2 separate regions of the Homo sapiens genome follow, and region 2 is linked to region 1. A link is a loop called in an ENCODE intact Hi-C map of the cell type or tissue named here. Cell type or tissue: mammary epithelial cell. All regions are shown on one strand. Each heading gives the region's core, and the rest is flanking DNA. Links, peaks and the distances in the headings are about the cores only.

Region 1 (8,724 bases), core at 279-8,278:
AGAAAGACATGAAGAGGGTAGAGGGTCAGAGAGCTGCCTCCCTCAGCCATTGCCAGCCCCCAGGGTTCCCCTGAGGCCCCAGTGCCAGCAGCTCCCTGCCCTGCACCTTCCCCTCCCATCCTCAGGCCTCAGCTCCCTGCCCTGCTCCTTCCCCACCCGTCCTCAGGCCTCAGCTCCCTGCCCTGCGCCTCCCCTGTCCTCAGGTCTCGGCCTCTCCCAAGGCTTTCCCAGATTTCCAGGTCCCGTCCTTGGGGGAGAGGCTACTAGTTCTAGGCTATGAAACCATCTGAGGGCTGTAGCTGGAGGTGCTCTCAGCAGGGCAGGGTGGGGTCGTCTTAGGGTGGACACGGAGTCCAGATCCACAGACAGCCCTCGGTTCTCTCAGTGCCAGGAAACAGGTCACATGTCCATCTGCAGGGTGAGCCACTGGACATGTGGCCCTGCTGATGACTGCAGAACCAACTTCTTCCCTTGGAGCAAACCGTTCTGGGGTCAGGAAACTCCAAGAAGTGACCAGAGACCCATGGGGGACCACATGATGTCTGATGGGCAGCAGAACCCCCCAGACCCTGCTCCAGCCACAGTGAGCTGCCTCAGTGCCCTAACAAGGAGCACCCCATGCCACAGGCCACACCTCTGCTCACGCTGTCCCTCTGCTTTCACCCCTCTTTCCCTTCCAAGAAAACTCTTACACCAGCATCACAATCCAACTTAAATACCCCTTCTACGGAGACTGTGTGTCCCACTTGTTACATGTGAGCACCCAGTGGTCAAAGGAGAAGGCGCTCTGAGCAGGAGCCTGGGAGACGCGGGTGGTGGGAACCCGGGCTGCGATGGGCCTGCACAGATGTCCTGCCATGAGCCACAGCAGCCCTTACAAAGGGCGTGACTTTGTGGTAAGTGGCTCTTTTCTGCCAAGGGCAACTCCAGAGAGGCAGCTGGGGGGTGAGCATCTGAGTCCTGCTGTGGGGCCTGAGTGGTGCACCGAGTCCACCAAGCAGCCTCAGGTCAAGTGAGCAACTCCATCCCCAGCTCCCTGCAGATTCTGCAGACAGGTTCATCCCTGTCTAAGCGATGTCTGTCCTCCCCTCCAGGGGTGAGCCTTTTGGATCCAGCCTGGGCCTCAGTCAACACTTAGGCAGGCACCGAGAGCTCTGCAGACAGATCTGCTATCTCCCGACTCCCACCTGGAGTTCAAGGGAGAAACCACTGCAGCCTTCAAAACCCCCAGTAGGAGCTTAATGCCAGCAGCCAGCCCTGATAAACTCTCCAATGAGCCCACTGGCCAGGGCCAGAATGCAGACCCCACACTGCTGAGTGTGACATCAGGGCCCCTGAGAGCGCTTCGTGCGTGCAAGCCATGAGGGGCCAAGGCGCAAAGGGCAATAGGAGTGCTGTCCTGCCGATACCAGGTGCTTCCCTTGCTGGTGACCAAGCCCGAACCCACAGGCTGGCCATGGTGGTCAGGCTGGCCCCCCAGGGCTCCAAGCTGTGAGCTCCCCAACTCCACAAGACAGAAGCCCACATAAAGAGCCAGCCACTTCAACCTTCTATAAAGTTCTCCAGGCTACCGAAAGGTAGGCTGACAGATTTCACAGATAAAGACACAGGATGCTCAGTTAAATTTGAATTTCAGATCATGAATGATTTTTAGTATAAGCGCATCCTATGCAATATATAGGACATATTTATGCTAAATATTTTTGTGTTGTTTATCTGAAATTCAAACTTAGTCTTTCTACTGGCCACTGTAGGTAGCAGGGAAGCCACACAAGACCTGAAAGTCATCCCTGGGTGAACACCACAGTGCTGGGCACAGCAAGGCAGGTTCATCTGCCTCCAAGGACCAACCCCACCTTTGCCTGCTCAGAACTGACCATGCATAACCCCTGTCATCAGCTCTAACCTTCAATCCTGTCTTCCATCACCTGGGAAAGGCTCTCAGTTCTTCCAGTAAATATCATTTCCAGGCTCTCCAACCCTCCCCCGTTCCTGATGATCTGGCCACTGGCAACTTGCACCCCTGATACTGACCCAGCCACAGAGCTGCTTCTCATCTGTGTCAGTTACAGTCCCTCCATGCTGAAAGCAAAACCGGAAAACTCAACTGGAATCATCTTAAACAGTAAGGGGATTTATGGGAACTCCTACCTGGAAAATCTAGTGGTAAGTGAGTTTCAGGGTGGGCTCGATCTAGGGGTTTGTCATGACTGAGTCTCTACAATTCTCCCCCTTCCAGCTTCTCCTGAGCCTGGCTGCCCCTGTGTACCAAAAAGGCTGTCAGCAGCTTAGGGGCTACACACAGCTTCATACATATCCATGGGAGGGAAAGTGGGACAGAGAGAGGGGTAGATACTTTTCTCCCACAATGATAGAACATAAGTCTTTCACAAGACGCTGACTGAGCCACCTTCCATCCCTGCCCACCTCTAAAGCAACTGAACCAAAGTGGGCCAAGAAGAATCGCTGCATGAGCTGGAATGGGCCGGCCCCTCCTGCACCGGGCACTGCAGGACCACAGTCTCCACTGCCCCAGCTGTGCCCAGCATTGCGGGAAGCAGGCGGCCCCTGCGCAGGTTCATGAAGCTCACTTACTGCTAGATTCTCCAGGTAGGAGTTTCAGAAATCCCTTTACTGTTTAAAACCATTCCAGTTGGGTTCTCCAGTTTTGGTTGGCTTTGTTTTTCAGCATGGAGGAGCTGCAGCTGACACAGGTGAGCAGCAGCTCTGTGGCTGGGTCAGTATCAGGGGTGAGAGTTGCCAGTGGCCAGCAAGTGGGGAATGGTGAGGGCTAGAGAGGCTGGAAATGGCATTTCTCCGAAGAACCGAGAGCCCTCCTGGGAGGCTTAGACTTTAATTCTCTCTGGACACACTTGAGCAGATGACGTTCCAAAGGTGCCACACCAGTACGTCCCTCCCATCTGCTTTCTGGTGATAGGACCTGACACTGTCCCACCAAGAGGTGGGGTCTGCTTGGTTTCCCATCTCTTGAATCTGAGCGGGTCTGCAATTCTGGCAAAAGTGATACTAGGTGACTTTCGAGGCTAAGTCATAAAAAAGGATGACTTCCACTTGCTGCTCCAGGGAACTCTCATGCTCAGAGCCCGGCCACCAGGCTGTGAGGAAGCCCAGGTGGCCACCAGGCAGGCCACGTGGAGGCGTTCCCACCCCAGCCCACCGAGATCCAGCCAGCAGCCAGCGCCACTCCAGATATGTGAAGGAAGAGCCTTCCATGATGCCAGGCCCCACCCTCGGATCCCCCAGCTAGCATCCCAGACCTGGTGGCCACAGGCCCCCACCACGTGGTCCCGATCCCTGGCCTCAGAAGGTCTGAGAATGATGGAAGGGATGGTGGCTCCAGGACTAAGCTTTGCAGTGACCCGTGCAGCTAAGTTAAGTGGAACCCTCCAACCCCCAAACGCCGAGATTCTCCACGCCAGAGGCCCGGTGGGTGGGTGAGGGGCCTGCCAAGCCTGGGAGATTTATTTGCAGGATTTTCCCCACGGACTCATAACTGAAATCGCAGAAGGCCTTGCGGTTTAGAGGCCCTGTCTCATGCCCCAAATTGCATTTTCCCGGAAAGGGCTCAGGGCGACTGAGGTCCCCACCGCCGCTGCGGAGCAGGCTAGGGACTGGGGCAGGTCCCGGCACAGGGGAGGGGGGCGGGGGCGCTGCCAAGGTCTCACAGCTGAAGAGGGAAGCCAGCCGGGGCCTACGGAAAGCTGGAAAATGCGCTCAGGCCGGGCCGTGCTCATGGCTGGGATCACAGCGCCACCCTGTGGCCGACGCTCTCCTTCGGCTCGCAACAGTCTGGAGAAATTGAATTGCATTCTTCATGGAGAAACACAGACCGAAAAAGATCTTCCAGCCCAGCAGCAAGAAAACCACCACTGACTTTTAGAAGTCGAGTGCAAACAGAACAGAAAGGTAGTGAACGCCACCTCCCCCTGACTCCTCTCTTTCTCTGGAAATCTGCCCCAGGAGGTTTTGTGTTTCTTTCATACATTGTTTTTGCACAGAAAAAGTCTCTCTCATGCACACATGAGACTCCTGAGACCACCTCACTCCTGCCCTGCACACTTTGTGCACACTCCTGGATCAGCGATGCCCTTCTGTCTCCTGGCACACGCAGGCCACAGCCAGAGGCCACCCCCACCCCACTGGCAAGTTGGCGTCTGCAGGCAGAGTTCACGGGTCACTCAATCCCAGGCCTGGGCCCAGCAGGGGCCTGAGTGGTCCTTGCCCACAAGGCGGACAGCCTTGAGGACCCAGGAGCCAGGACCATGCTGCCGGGGCCTGATCCCCAGCCTTGCGTAACTTCTGGCAACTTCTTGCTCTCTGCATGCCCGTTTCCTTGTCTGTAAAATGATAGGATTCAATGAAGACACAGCTGGTTCAAGAGATCTGTTGTACAACGTGGTGACTCTAGTTAGTGACAGTGTACACCTGCTTGAACATTGCTACATAGGATCTTAAGTGTTCTTATGGAATGAGACCACCACTTCTCCTGTTGTCCTTCCCAGCTTCCCCACCTCCCCTTTTCCCTAGTTTATAAGACAGTAGAAAAGGGAGAAAGCAAAAAGTTGGAAAGAAACAGAAGTAAGATAAATAGCTAGACGACCTTGGCGCCGCCACCTGGCCCTGGTGGTTAAAACAATAATAATAATATTAACCCCTGACCAAAACTACTGGTGTTATCTGTAAATTCCAGACATTGTATGAGAAAGCACTGCAAAACTTTTTGTTCTGTTAGCTGATGTATGTAGCCCCTAGTCACGTTCCTCACACTTACTTGATCTATCATGACCCTTTCACGTGGACCCCTTAGAGTTGTAAGCCCTTAAAAGGGCTAGGAATTTCTTTTTCGGGGAGCTCAGCTCTTAAGACTTGAGTCTGCCGATGCTACCAGCCGAATAAAAACCTCTTCCTTCTCTTCCTTCTTTAATCCGGGTCTGAGGAGTTTTGTCTGCGGCTCATCCTGCTACATTTCTTGGTTCCCTGACCGGGAAGCGAGGTGATTACTGGATGGTCGAGTCAGCCCCTTAGGCAGCTTAGGCCTGCCCTGTGGAGCATCCCTGCGGGGGACTCCGGCCAGCTCGAGCGACGTGGATCCTGAGAGCGTTCCCGGGTAGGCACTTGCCCCTGTGGAACGCCTCATCAGAGCAGTGTATGGCAGGCCCCCATGGAGGATCAACGCAGTGGCTGAACACCAGGAAGGAACTGGCACTTTAAGTCTGGACATCTGAAACTTGGTAAGACTGGTCTTTGGAACTTGCCCCACTCCATTTGAGTGGAAGCGTGGCCTGATCACCCATGGTGTGCCTGTACTGGCATTTTGGTTTTTGTTTTTGACTTGACTTGAATTGCTTGATACTTTGGTTTTGGTTTTGACCTGGCTTGGATTTCTGGATGCTCTGATTTTGGTTTTGATTCTGTTTGGTGTAAACTGAAAAAGTGTGTTTGTGCCCTTTTAACCCGTTCTTTGTTCTGTGGTGTGCGTGGTATGAGCTTGGTGTTTTGTCTCGAGGAAACATGGGTCAGACACAAAGTAAGCTCACTCCACTAGGAACTATGTTGAAAAATTTTAAGAAGGGATTTAATGGACACTATGGGGTTACTATGACATCAGAGAAACTTAGAACTTTGTGTGAAATAGATTGGCCAACATTAGAAGTAGGTTGGCCATCAGAAGGAAGCCTGGACAGATCCCTTGTTTCTAAGGTATGGCACATGGTAACTGGTAAGTCAGGACACTCAGACCAGTTCCCGTACATAGACACTTGGTTACAGCTGGTGCTAGACCCCCCACAGTGGCTAAAAGGGCAGGCAGCAGCAGTGCTAGTAGCAAAGGGACAGATAGCCAAGGAAGGATCCCGCTCCACCTGCCAAGGGAAATCAACTCCCGAAGTTCTGTTCAACCCAACATCAGAAGATCCATTGCAGGAGATGGCACCAGTGATCCCAGTGGTGCCCTCCCCTTACCAGAGAAAGAGGCTCCCCACTCTTGAGCCCACAGTGCTTGCACCTCCACAAAACAAACATATCCTTAGGCCACCCAGAGTAAACAAGAGAGGAGTTGAAGCCTCCGGAGAAACTCCTCCCTTGGCAGCTCATTTAAGACCCAAAACTGGGATACAAATGCTCCTGAGAGAGCAGCAGTATACTGGGATAGATGAGGATGGTCATGTTGTGGAGAGGCATGTTTTTGCATACCAGCCCTTCACCTCTGCCGACCTTCTCAACTGGAAAAACAATACCCCGTCCTATACTGAAAAGCCACAAGCTCTAACTGATTTGCTCCAAACTATTATCCAGACCCATAACCCCACTTGGGCTGATTGCCACCAGCTGCTCATGTTCCTCTTTAACACAGATGTAAGGTGGAGAGTGCTCCAAGCAGCAACTAAGTGGCTAGAGGAACGTGCACTGGCTGATTACCAAAATCCCCAAGAGTATGTAAGGACCCAGTTACCAGGAACCGAACCCCAGTGGGACCCAAATGAAAGAGAGGATATGCAAAGGCTAAACTGATACAGGGAAGCTCTCTTGGAAGGATTAAAGAGGGGATCCCAGAAGGCCACAAATGTTAACAAGGTCTCTGAGGTCATTCAGGGAAAAGAAGAAAGTCCAGCACAATTCTACGAGAGATTGTGTGAGGCCTATCGTATGCATACTCCCTTTGATCCTGATAGCCCTGAAAATCAGTGCATGATTAACATGGCTTTAGTTAGTCAAAGCACTGAAGACATTAGAAGAAAACTGCAGAAACAGGATGGGTTTGCAAGGATGAATACATCACAGTTATTAGAAGTAGCTAACCAGGTGTTTGTAAACAGGGATGCAGTAAGCTGTAAGGAAAATTGCAAAGAGAATGAACGTCAGGCCCGGCGAAACACCGACCTGTTTGTTAGCTGCAGCAATCAGAGGGGTACCCCCAAAGAGGCAAGGGAAGGGGAGCCCTGGGAAAGAAACTCAGCCTTGAGAAACAGCTCCAGTCTACAGCTCCCAGCGTGAGCGATGCAGAAGATGGGTGATTTCTGCATTTCCATCTGAGGTACCGGGTTCATCTCACTAGGGAGTGCCAGACAGTGGGAGCAGGACAGTGGGTGCAGCACACTCTGCGAGAGCCAAAGCAAGGTGAGGCACTGCCTCACTCGGGAAGTGCAAGGGGTCAGGGAGTTCCCTTTCCTAGTCAGAGAAAGGGGTGACAGACGGCACCTGGAAAATCGGGTCACTCCCACCCTAATACTGCACTTTTCCAACAGGCTTAAAAAAATGGCACACCAGGAGATTATATCCCGCACATGGCTCGGAGGGTCCTATGCCTGCGGAGTCTCACTGATTGCTAGCACAGCAGTCTGAGATCAAACTGCAAGGTGGTAGCAAGGCTGGGGGAGGGGCGCTTGCCATTGCCCAGGCTTGATTAGGTAAACAAAGCAGCTGGGAAGCTCGAACTGGGTGGAGCCCAACACAGCTCAAGGAGGCCTTCCTGCCTCTGTAGGCTCCACCTCTGGGGGGCAGGGCACAGACATACAAAAAGACAGCAGTAATCTCTGCAGACTTAAATGTCCCTGTCTGACAGCTTTGAAGAGAGCAGTGGTTCTCCCAGCATGAAGCTGGAGATATGAGAACGGGCAGACTGCCTCCTCAAGTGGGTCCCTGACCCCCGACCCCCAAGCAGCCTAACTGGGAAGCACCCCCCAGTAGGGGCAGACTGACACCTCACACGGCCGGGTACTCCTCTGAGACAAAACTTCCAGAGGAACGATCAGGCAGCAGCATTTGCAGTTCACCAATATCCGCTGTTCTACAGCCACCACTGTTCTGCAGCCACCGCTGCTGATACCCAGGCAAACAGGGTCTGGAGTGGAACTCTAGCAAACTCTAGCAGACCTGCAGCTGAGGGTCCTGTCTGTTAGAAGGAAAACTAACAAACAGAAAGGACATCCACACCAAAAACCCATCTGTACATCACCATCATCAAAGACAAAAGTAGATAAAACCACAAAGATGGGGAAAAAACAGAGCAGAAAAACTGGAAACTCTAAAAAGCAGAGCGCCTCTCCTCCTCCAAAGGAACACAGCTCCTCACCAGCAATGGAACAAAGCTGGATGGAGAATGACTTTGACGAGATGAGAGAAGAAGGCTTCAGACGATCAAACTACTCTGACCTACAGGAGGAAATTCAAACCAATGGCAAAGAAGTTAAAAACTTTGAAAAAAAATAGACGAATGGATATCTAGAATAACCAATGCAGAGAAGTCCTTAAAGGAGCTGATGGAGCTGAAAGCAAAGGCTCGAGAACTACATGAAGAATGCAGAAGCCTCAGGAGCTGATGGAATCAACTGGAAGAAAGGGTATCAGTGATGGAAGATGAAATGAATGAAATGAAGTGAGAAGGAAAGTTTAGAGAAAAAAGAATAAAAAGAAACAAACAACACCTCCAAGAAATATGGGACTATGTGAAAAGACCAAATCTACGTCTGATTGCTGTACCTGAAAGTGACGGGGAGAATGAAAACAAGTTGGAAAACACTCTCCAGGATATTATCCAGGAGAACTTCCCCAGTCTAGCAAGGCAGGCCAACATTCAGATTCAGGAAATACAGAGAATGCCACAAAGATACTCCTCAAGAAGAGCAACTCCAAGACACATAATTGTCAGATTCACCAAAGTTGAAATGAAGGAAAAAATGTTAAGGGCAGCCAGAGAGAAAGGTC
Region 2 (8,724 bases), core at 525-8,524, 620 kb before region 1:
GCAATCCCTCCCAATTATTCCCAATTCTCCCACAACCTAGACATCATCACTCTTCTTTCTACTTCTACAGATTTGCCTATGCTGCACATTTCATTTATATGGAATCATATGGTATGTTTTCTTTTGTGACTGGATACTGGCTTCTATCATTTAGCATAATGTTTTCAAGTTACTCAGGTGTAGCATGTGTCAGGACTTCATTTCATTGAGTTGCTGAATAATATTTGATTGTATGCATATACTACATTTCATGGATTGATTATCAGTTGATAGACACTTAGGTATTTTTCACTTTTTCACTATTATGAATAATGTTGCTATGAACACTCATGTACACGATTTTGTGTTGGCAAATATTTTTATTTCTCTTGGGCATATAACTAAAAGTAGGTCATAGGATGGGTCATAGAAGACTTCTACATTTAACCTTTTACAGAATGACTGGACTTTTTGCAAAGCAGCTGCACCATTTTACATTCCCACTGGCAGCCTATGAAGGCTCCAGGGTATCTACATCCTCACCAACACTTGCGTGTTCATTTTTGTAAAGCCACCATGATAGTTATGCAGTGAGATCTCACTGCGGTTTTGATTCACATTGCCTCGATGGAGACTGCCATCCATCTTTCTATGTCCTTTTTGGCCGTCTGTATATTCTTTGCAGACTGTTCAAATCTTTGCCAATTTTTAATTTAGTTATTTGTCTTTTTATCATTGAGTTGGAAGAGTTCTTTATATATTCTTGATACAAGTCTCATATATATATTATTTTAAAATAGGTTTTTTTAAAGTTTTGTCTATTGTCTTTTTAATTTCTTGGATGTAGAAAAGTTTTTTTTAATTTTGATAATATTTAATTTGTTGTATTTCTTTTGCTGTTTGTGATTTTTGTGTCATATCCAAGAAGACCTTGCCTATCTCAAGATAACAAAGATTTACACCTACATTTTCTTCTACGAGTGTTAGAATTTTAGCTCTTAAATTTCAGTTTGTAATTCTGAGTTAATTTTTATAATAACTGCTTTAAATTCTTTGTTTTCTAAATATTATATCTGTGCCCTCTCAAAGGCAGCTTTGATTCTCTGTTTTGTTTTTTCCATGTATAGGTCACACTTTCTTCTTTTTTGTGTTTTGCACTTTTTTGTAGAAAAATTATGAATTTAAAATGATATATTGTAACAGCCATGAATACTGACTCCTCCCCACTCTCCAGGGTTTGTTGTTGTTGTTTGTTTATTGACATGTTTGATAACATGGTTGAACTATTTTAGTGAAGTCTATTTCTACCATACATAGCCTCTAATGTCAGTCTTCAAAGGGCACAGCCATGGGCATGCGTAAAGCCACCATGAAATTTTGGTGGTTTTCTTTCATGGTCCTTTTCTGTCTTTTTCTTGTCTTTCTGCTAAGCTAATTTCTTCTCTGGGTATCACACCCTGTTGTAAGACTCCTCTAATTGCCAACTGATTGCTGTATTGTTTTCAACAGTGACCAGGCACATAAATTGCTCTACAGACTCTTTCGTTCAAATTTGGGCTCCTTTGCAAAAGTGGTTTTTGAGGCTAGTCTTTTGAGGTTTGTTCCCAACCCTAGAAAATTCTGTTGTCTCTTTCCCTGGTTCTCTTTGGGAAACTTCTAGCTGGTCTATGCTTTAATATGTTTCCATCCTCAATCTATTAGAGTCTTCTTAATAGCTTACCATGAAATCTCTAGTGTTTTTTACAGTGCCCTTAGACTTGAACTTCCCCTACACACTCTTCCAAATAAAGCCAGTTACCTTCAGAACATTCTAATGGCTTGCCTTCCCCCGACTAATAAAAGCCTATGAGCCACTTTTCCACAACTGAGAAGAGAGACAGTGGGCCCTTTCTCTCAGAGAGATACCTCTGCTTTATGAACAGGGTACTAGGTCGGGGTCAGAAGCCTCAGGTCTTCTTGGCTTGCCTCTCCTGGTGGGGAACCTCTACCCTACAAGTGAGTTGAGGCAATTGCAACTATACTAATTCTGGCCTGCTATCAGTGGGGGCTAGGTGGAGGAAAAGAGGCCCCAGCTTCTCAGCCATTCTTGCCTAGGATAGAGATTCTGTAAACAGATCTGGAGTGATGAGAAATGCTGGTGTCCTGGTTGTCCCGGGAAGATACCATAGCCCTAGCCTGGGAGCTAGTGGGAGAGGGACTCCTGTATTCTTAGCTGCACCCACCTCGAGTAGAACTTCCGTCAATACTGAGCTGGAAGAAGGAGGAGGGGCATAGTTAATGGCTTAAATGCAGAGACTCTTGTTATTCTGACTGTGATTTAATAGAATTTTCTTGAATAAACATTTCTTTCTTTGCCGTATCACTAATAACAGCTTCCATCACTTTAAATGTTTTTGTACACACAATTTTCATCAGTTATGATTATTTTACTTAAGAAAGGGCCCATGGAACTTCTCATACACCAGTCTAAAGGTCATCTCTCTCATTTCTTTTCAAAAAAGATAATTATAGTTTTAGGCAGTTGAATCTTAAATTCATTTGGAGTTGAATTGATTTGGAGCTAAGTTATAATTAAGGCCTCTGTCACTTTTTCTCCAATAATGATAATATTGAGCAATACAGTGAATACACCTGAGTACAATGTCTAGGTCTACTTGTAACTAGCTCTGTAAATCTCCACAGGGTGTTTGTCTTTTTATTACTAGCCACCAATATATTGAATTGGAATATCACTATGTTTTCTAGGAATCTATGAAAAGTGATTCCATTATGTTTCAGTGATTTTATGATTTGAAGAAGATCCTTCTCAAATGTTGTGTCATTCATTCGTGATACACACCAAGGCCCCGTGGCCTGGTGCCATGTCTACTTATTTTCTGATGTTTGGCCTATGGGGTACAACATGCTTTACTTCATGCTGAGCTGTCTGGTGTTTGCTCAGTTCACAAAGTCTTGATAAGCCTGTGATAGACATGTTGCAAATATGATTCAGGCTGACCCATTGCAAATGAGGCATCCTCGGGTCCTGGTGTCTGATGTTAGTACACCTGCACATCCTGATGCCCCCACAGTGCCCGCCAGACGATCTGCCTGACCTGCATGTGTTCAGGAGAGCTGGGCTCCCGCTGCTCAACAGAGAGGGCATTGAGCTGGGAAGAAGAAGCAACTAATTCTGCCGTTTAAGTTCGTGGTTTTCTTTCAATCATTTCATGGCTCTGGGCCTCAGTTTCTCAATTGGAAAATGGCAACATTTGTCAATATAAATGTCACCTGTGTTTAAAGATGGATTATTTACTTTCACTGGATGAATGAGGGTTTGTGGTGGTGAGGTGGCTAAGGCAGTTGTTTAGGCTAGGAATGCCCAGTTGTCAATTCGAAGTTGATTACTTTTCTGAAATAGAAACTCTTTGATTGCTCCTATTCTCACTGGGACATTGAGTGTAAGTGTGTGCATGTTAGAAATCAGTTTTGGTTGGTTTTGTCCTTTTCTCTTTGTTTTTGTGGCAAACCCGGAAGGCACTGAGCATCAATTCTGGCTAGATGGTAGGGAACAAAAAAGTGTGTTGTGAGTGGGAGCCTCAAAACAGAAATAATGACTGTGCTCCTCATCCCAAAATCCCGAAACACTTGAAGAGGGCTTTGAAGTTCTTCAGAGAATGAAATAGGACCCCAAGGCTTTTCAAGAAGAGTCAGAGGGCACCAAGGCCACAGCTCCATGCCTGTTTCCACGCAGGAGAGGCCAGTCATCATTTCATTTAGAAGTGCTATATCACCAGAGACTAAGAAAACTTCCAGATAACCACAGAACCTCCAAAATATAGTTTTAAATAAATGAATATGTATCCTTAACAGAGTTTCCTTCTTCTGCATATAGAGTGAATAATTTAATAAAGTTGCTGACAGTGTGTGTAACCTCAGCCCTAGCTCCCAGGAGTGGCACTTCCATCCTTTTCCCATGCTGGCAGTGCAGTGAACTGAGCTGAATGGGGGAGATCATTAACAGGAAACTGGTAGCAGTTCAGGTGGTGAAGAGTCCCTTGGGCAAGGGGAGAAGAGATTGATGAAGAAGCTCCATGTCCAAACAAAATCATAAGAGAAGCCAGCCCAGTGTCAACAGGGCTGGAGAAGAGGGGTGCCCCCACGAGGGGTGTCCCCAGGCGGTAGGATAAAGTAGGAAAGCAAGGAGGGCAAGGAATGGCTTTGCATGAGAATGACACCTGGCAACTAGAGAGGCTGTTCTGACAATGACATCTGAACATAAGGAAAGGTGTTGCTGCATCCACTGCAGACCCTACTCCTCCCCAGCAGGAGGGGAAGCGGGGAGTTAATGGTACCTCTACCCATCACGGCATAAAATTACTCATGAACCCTCCTTTAGTAAAGGCAGCCATTTTAAAAATATATATAGATGCATAATAGACATGTTTATAAGGTCCATGTGATATTTTGATACAAGCATACAATGTGTAATGATCAAATCTGGGTAATTGGAAAATCCATCACCTCAAGCACCAAGCACTTCATATGAAACACACCTTTTAATACTCTTCAGAGCCACAGGAAGGTGGCATTCTTATCCCCATTTTAAAGACAAAAAATATTGAGGCTTCAAAGAGACGTAACTTGGCCAAGCGCTGAGCAGCAGTGGAATCTGAACCCGTGTCTTTCTAAGCAGAGCTCATGCTCTAATTCACGTGCCTTCCTGCCTTCTCCAGATCATTGAGGCAAAAGTTACCTGCTGGCCATCAGCTCACCGCTGCAGGCAGTGGGCGCAGAGTGGGCACTCCATGTGGCGTGGGGGCTCCACCTTTAGAGCAGGCAGTCACCTGCTACGTGGCTGCGTGCCTTTGAAGACGCTACTTAACTTTCAGGAGCATTGGCTACTTCTGTCCAAGGAGGATGACACTAAGACATCCAGCCTCACGGTGTCACTGTGGGGATTTGCAGAGATAATTACATGAAGGAAAGTGTGCTGTCTGCACAAAGCAAAAGCTCCATAAATGTCAATGTTATTATTTGCAGTATTATTGACAGTGTTGTTAATATTACATTTGCAAATCATCACTAGGGCTGGGCATGAGCTGAGGTGAGGGCTGATTTTGTGTCTGTGTGCTGAGATCTATAGACTCACTATATTAAATATGCTTTACTACTGCTTGGAGGGAAGAGTTGGTTTTCACAGAGGATGAGATTCCTTTCTCTAGATACTCAAGAAGAGGAGTGTGTGGCCAGGAGTGAGTGGAACCTGTCTCCATGTTCTGCAAATGCACTGTGCTTCGGAGCGGGTGTCTTCCTGTCCTCACCAAGGGAGTGGTGAATTCTGCCTCCTTCCTCCGGTCCGTAAGGGGTCGTGCCTTCAGCGAACTTCATGTCATCTAAATTCCTTTGACCTTTAATAAGGTCGGAGCATCCTCTATGACCTTCTTCTTCCTGAGTGTCTAGTTGCTCAACTTGTTAGGACAAGAACTGAATTTCTCCCAGAAATTTGGTATAGAGTGAACACTACATCTATGGAAGAGAAGTAAAAGGAGGAAGAGGACAAGAAGAATTCTGAGTGCGGCTGGGAGAGATGCCGGGTACCAGCTGCATAGGCATAGTGCTTTGAATTATCTTTTTCATTCCATGCTAAAATTCAATTTCCGTGATTTTACAATAAAGGAGCTTGGCTGCATGAACAACCAGCTTTACATATCAATATAGGGTCATAAATTTAGGGACCAAAATTGAGGTGAAGAGACAGACAGAGAGAAAGAGAGAGAGAGAGAAACAGTTGATCCTGACAGCACCCTGCAGCTCACCATCTTCATGATTGATGTCTCCATGGAAGTGAGCGTAGGAACCCAGTGAGGCAATGAGTGGGCTGGATTTCTGGAGCCTTTGTTGACTTAGGATGAATGTGCTTGTCAGATGCATTGCCAGCATGGGGTCAGTACCTGGGACTCAGGCCACCATGCAGGACAAAAGGCAAATCATGCCAGGAGCCCACACTCAACCAGAGCCCATCCTACCCTGGAAAGGATCTGGAGAATGTTGCCGTTCTCAGCCATAGGACCAACAACACCTACATGAACATCATGTTCAAATCTATCTAGGACCTGCCTGGTTCCAGGTAAGACATGCAAATCTGAGATTAGGGTTAATTAATGTTTTTAAAATGATTTTACCCTATATTTTCAATGAGCATTGTGAATTGTTAATGATCCTGGTCTTTATTTGAAGAAAGCCAAAGCCTAAATTTAATTTTGATTTGGAAAACTTGACTCTTGAACCCCTACTTCCAGTAGCTTCTCATCACTGGTGGAATAAAGTCCAATACCACACCATGCCTGGAATATGCTTTGTGAGCCCGACTCTGGCTACTTGGCCAACTCCACTCCTTCCCTCCCTCTCCTCTCTGCTAGTGTGTTCTGGCTGTGTGGAGAGACTGGGGATTCTGTCTTCCAGCCTTGCCTTAAATACAAATATTTCATCTCACTTCAGGGGGTTTGCAGTGGTTATCCCCTCTGCTTTGGGAGGCTTCTTGGAGAGCCTCAGCTGTGTATACTTCACTTAGGTATCTCCTCAGACATTCTTTGCAGATGGGCCCCTCGACCACTCCACCAAAATCCCACCATGTAGCCCTTGCCTCAGTTCTCCCTGGCTCTAGATTTTATTATCTGGTGGTATTGCCTGTCTCCTTGTTTGGCCCTTGTGTTGCATGAGCTGGACCCAATAAGGTCCAGATACCAAATACATTAACTGAGCTCTCCATTAGCCCCCAATCCCATCAAGGCCCTCGGTTTCAGGCTTTCTTCTGCTCCCAGTCTGGCCCTGACAGTGAATGCCCGGAGTAGAGAGGCTGGCATTGTCAGCTTCTCTGATTTCTTAGCTCCACCTCCTGTGCTAGCAGATATTCACAGCTTCAGGGTTGAAGGAGGAGGAGGAAGGAAAACCCCAATGTGACTGGTAGAGCGGTTGGCTTCCTCCCTCAAGGACGGCATTGCGGATCCCTCTGAGGCCTTCACACGGGGACCTACAACTAGATTTCCAATCATATCAGCTGTGCCTCATACAAGCCACTTATCTTTCCCTCCCTTCCTTCCTTCCTTATTCCTCTTCCTCCTCCTTCTCCTCCTTCCTTCCTTCCCTTCTTCCTTCCTTTCTTTTTTCTTTCTTGTATTATATCATTTTGTCATCTTCTGCATTCCATCCTGGGATTCCCCCAAACTTCTAAAGAATATTGTTTTGCTATTGTTGTTGTTTTAATTTGCATATATTAAGTTTCACTCTTTGTGCTATAATGATCAATGGATTTTGACAAATACATATATCATGTATCCACCATGATACCATCATACAGAATAGTTCCAGCACCCTAAAATTCCCCTGTGCTTCACCTGTTTAACCCTCTCTTCCTCCCTCTGAATCCATGGAAATCACTGATCTTTCCACTGTCTCTATAGTTTTGCCTTTCCAAAAAGTCATATACTTAGAATCATAGAGTGTATACTCTTTTCAAACTGGCTTCCTTCATTTAGCAATATCTGGTTAAGGTTCTCATATGTCTTTTCATGGCTTAATAGCTCATTTATTTGTATTACTAAATAATATTTCATTGTATGACTATATCACTTTGTTTATTCATTAATTTATCTTTGGAAGAACATCTTGGTTACTTCTCCCTTTTGGTGACTATGAATAAAGTTGCTAGAAACATTCACATTCAGATTTTTGCGTGGACATGATTTTCAAATAATCTGGGTAAATACCTAAAACTGCAATTGCTGAATCATATGGTAAGACAATCTAGCTTTGTAAGAAACTGACAAGCTTACTGCATTCCCATCAGAATGAGTGAGAGTTCTTGTTGCTCTACATTCTTATCATCAGTTGGTTTTATTGGTTTTTTAGATCTTAGCATTCCAGTAATAATAGGTATATTAGTGTCTCACTGTTGTTTTAATTTGTAATTCCCCAGTGACAAATAATGCTGGGCATCTTTCTGTGTGTTTGTCATCTGTATATCATATTTGATAAGGTACTCCATCAGGTCTTTTGCCCATTTTTAAAAATCGGGGTCTTATTGATGAATTTTACAAGCTCTTTTTATATTTGGATATAAATTCTTTATCAGATGTGTTTTTTGCAAATATTTTCTCCCAGTCTGTGGTTTGTATTTTCATTCTTTTAATTGTTTCTTTCACAGAGCAGAGACTTTTAAATTTTAATCAAGTCCAATTTATCAATTTTTCTTTCATGCATTATGTTTTCGTTTTGTATCTAAAAATTCATCACCCAATATATCACATAGACTTTCTGCTATGGTTTCTTCTGGAAGTTTTATATCTTTGCACTTTACATTTAGGTCTACAGTTGATTTTGAGTTAATGTTTGTGAAAAGTGTAAGGTCTGTGTCTAGGCTCAATTATTTTTTAATATGGATATTCAAATTTTCCAGCACTATTTTTTTAAAAAAATTCTTCTTTCTTCATTGAATTGCCTTTGCTCTTTTGCTAACGATCAGTTGAAAGTATTTGTGTGGATCTATTTCTGGGTTGTCTACTCTGTTCCATTGATCTACATGTCTATACTTTCACCAACACCATGCTATCTTGAGTACTGTAGCTCTATAGTGAGTCTTGGAATTAGGTAATGGTAATGGGAATTGGCCCTGATTTTGTTATTCTTCTTCAGTATGGCCATTCGGAGTCTTTTCACTTTCCACATACATTTTAGAATCAATTTGTCAATATCTATACAATAGCT

What was found. A loop is a pair of places that touch in the nucleus more often than their neighbours do. Peaks named below come from ENCODE experiments on the same cell type or tissue, not always from the same donor. Only the 100,000 strongest peaks of a DNase experiment are listed, where the experiment ranks them.
Region 2: a loop joins it to region 1, with 13 times the contacts of the local background. A loop is called at or near these places in 12 of 110 quality-filtered maps.

Annotation. Positions count from the first base shown.
Region 1 is chr20:24,914,743-24,923,466 of GRCh38, forward strand. LINC02967 (long intergenic non-protein coding RNA 2967) reads left to right here and starts at 3,822. Exons shown (of 3, transcript XR_001754563.2): 1 at 3,822-5,252. RefSeq lists enhancers at 3,423-3,492, 3,759-4,392 and a silencer at 3,643-3,702. In mammary epithelial cell, for the core only: a CTCF peak has its summit at 3,779 (motif pointing left); no DNase peak of the experiment used is centred there; H3K27me3 peaks cover 152 bases.
Region 2 is chr20:24,298,686-24,307,409 of GRCh38, forward strand. No RefSeq gene overlaps it. Among named protein-coding and RNA genes, the nearest start is that of LINC01721, 100 kb to the left of the region's middle. In mammary epithelial cell, for the core only: a CTCF peak has its summit at 4,918; no DNase peak of the experiment used is centred there.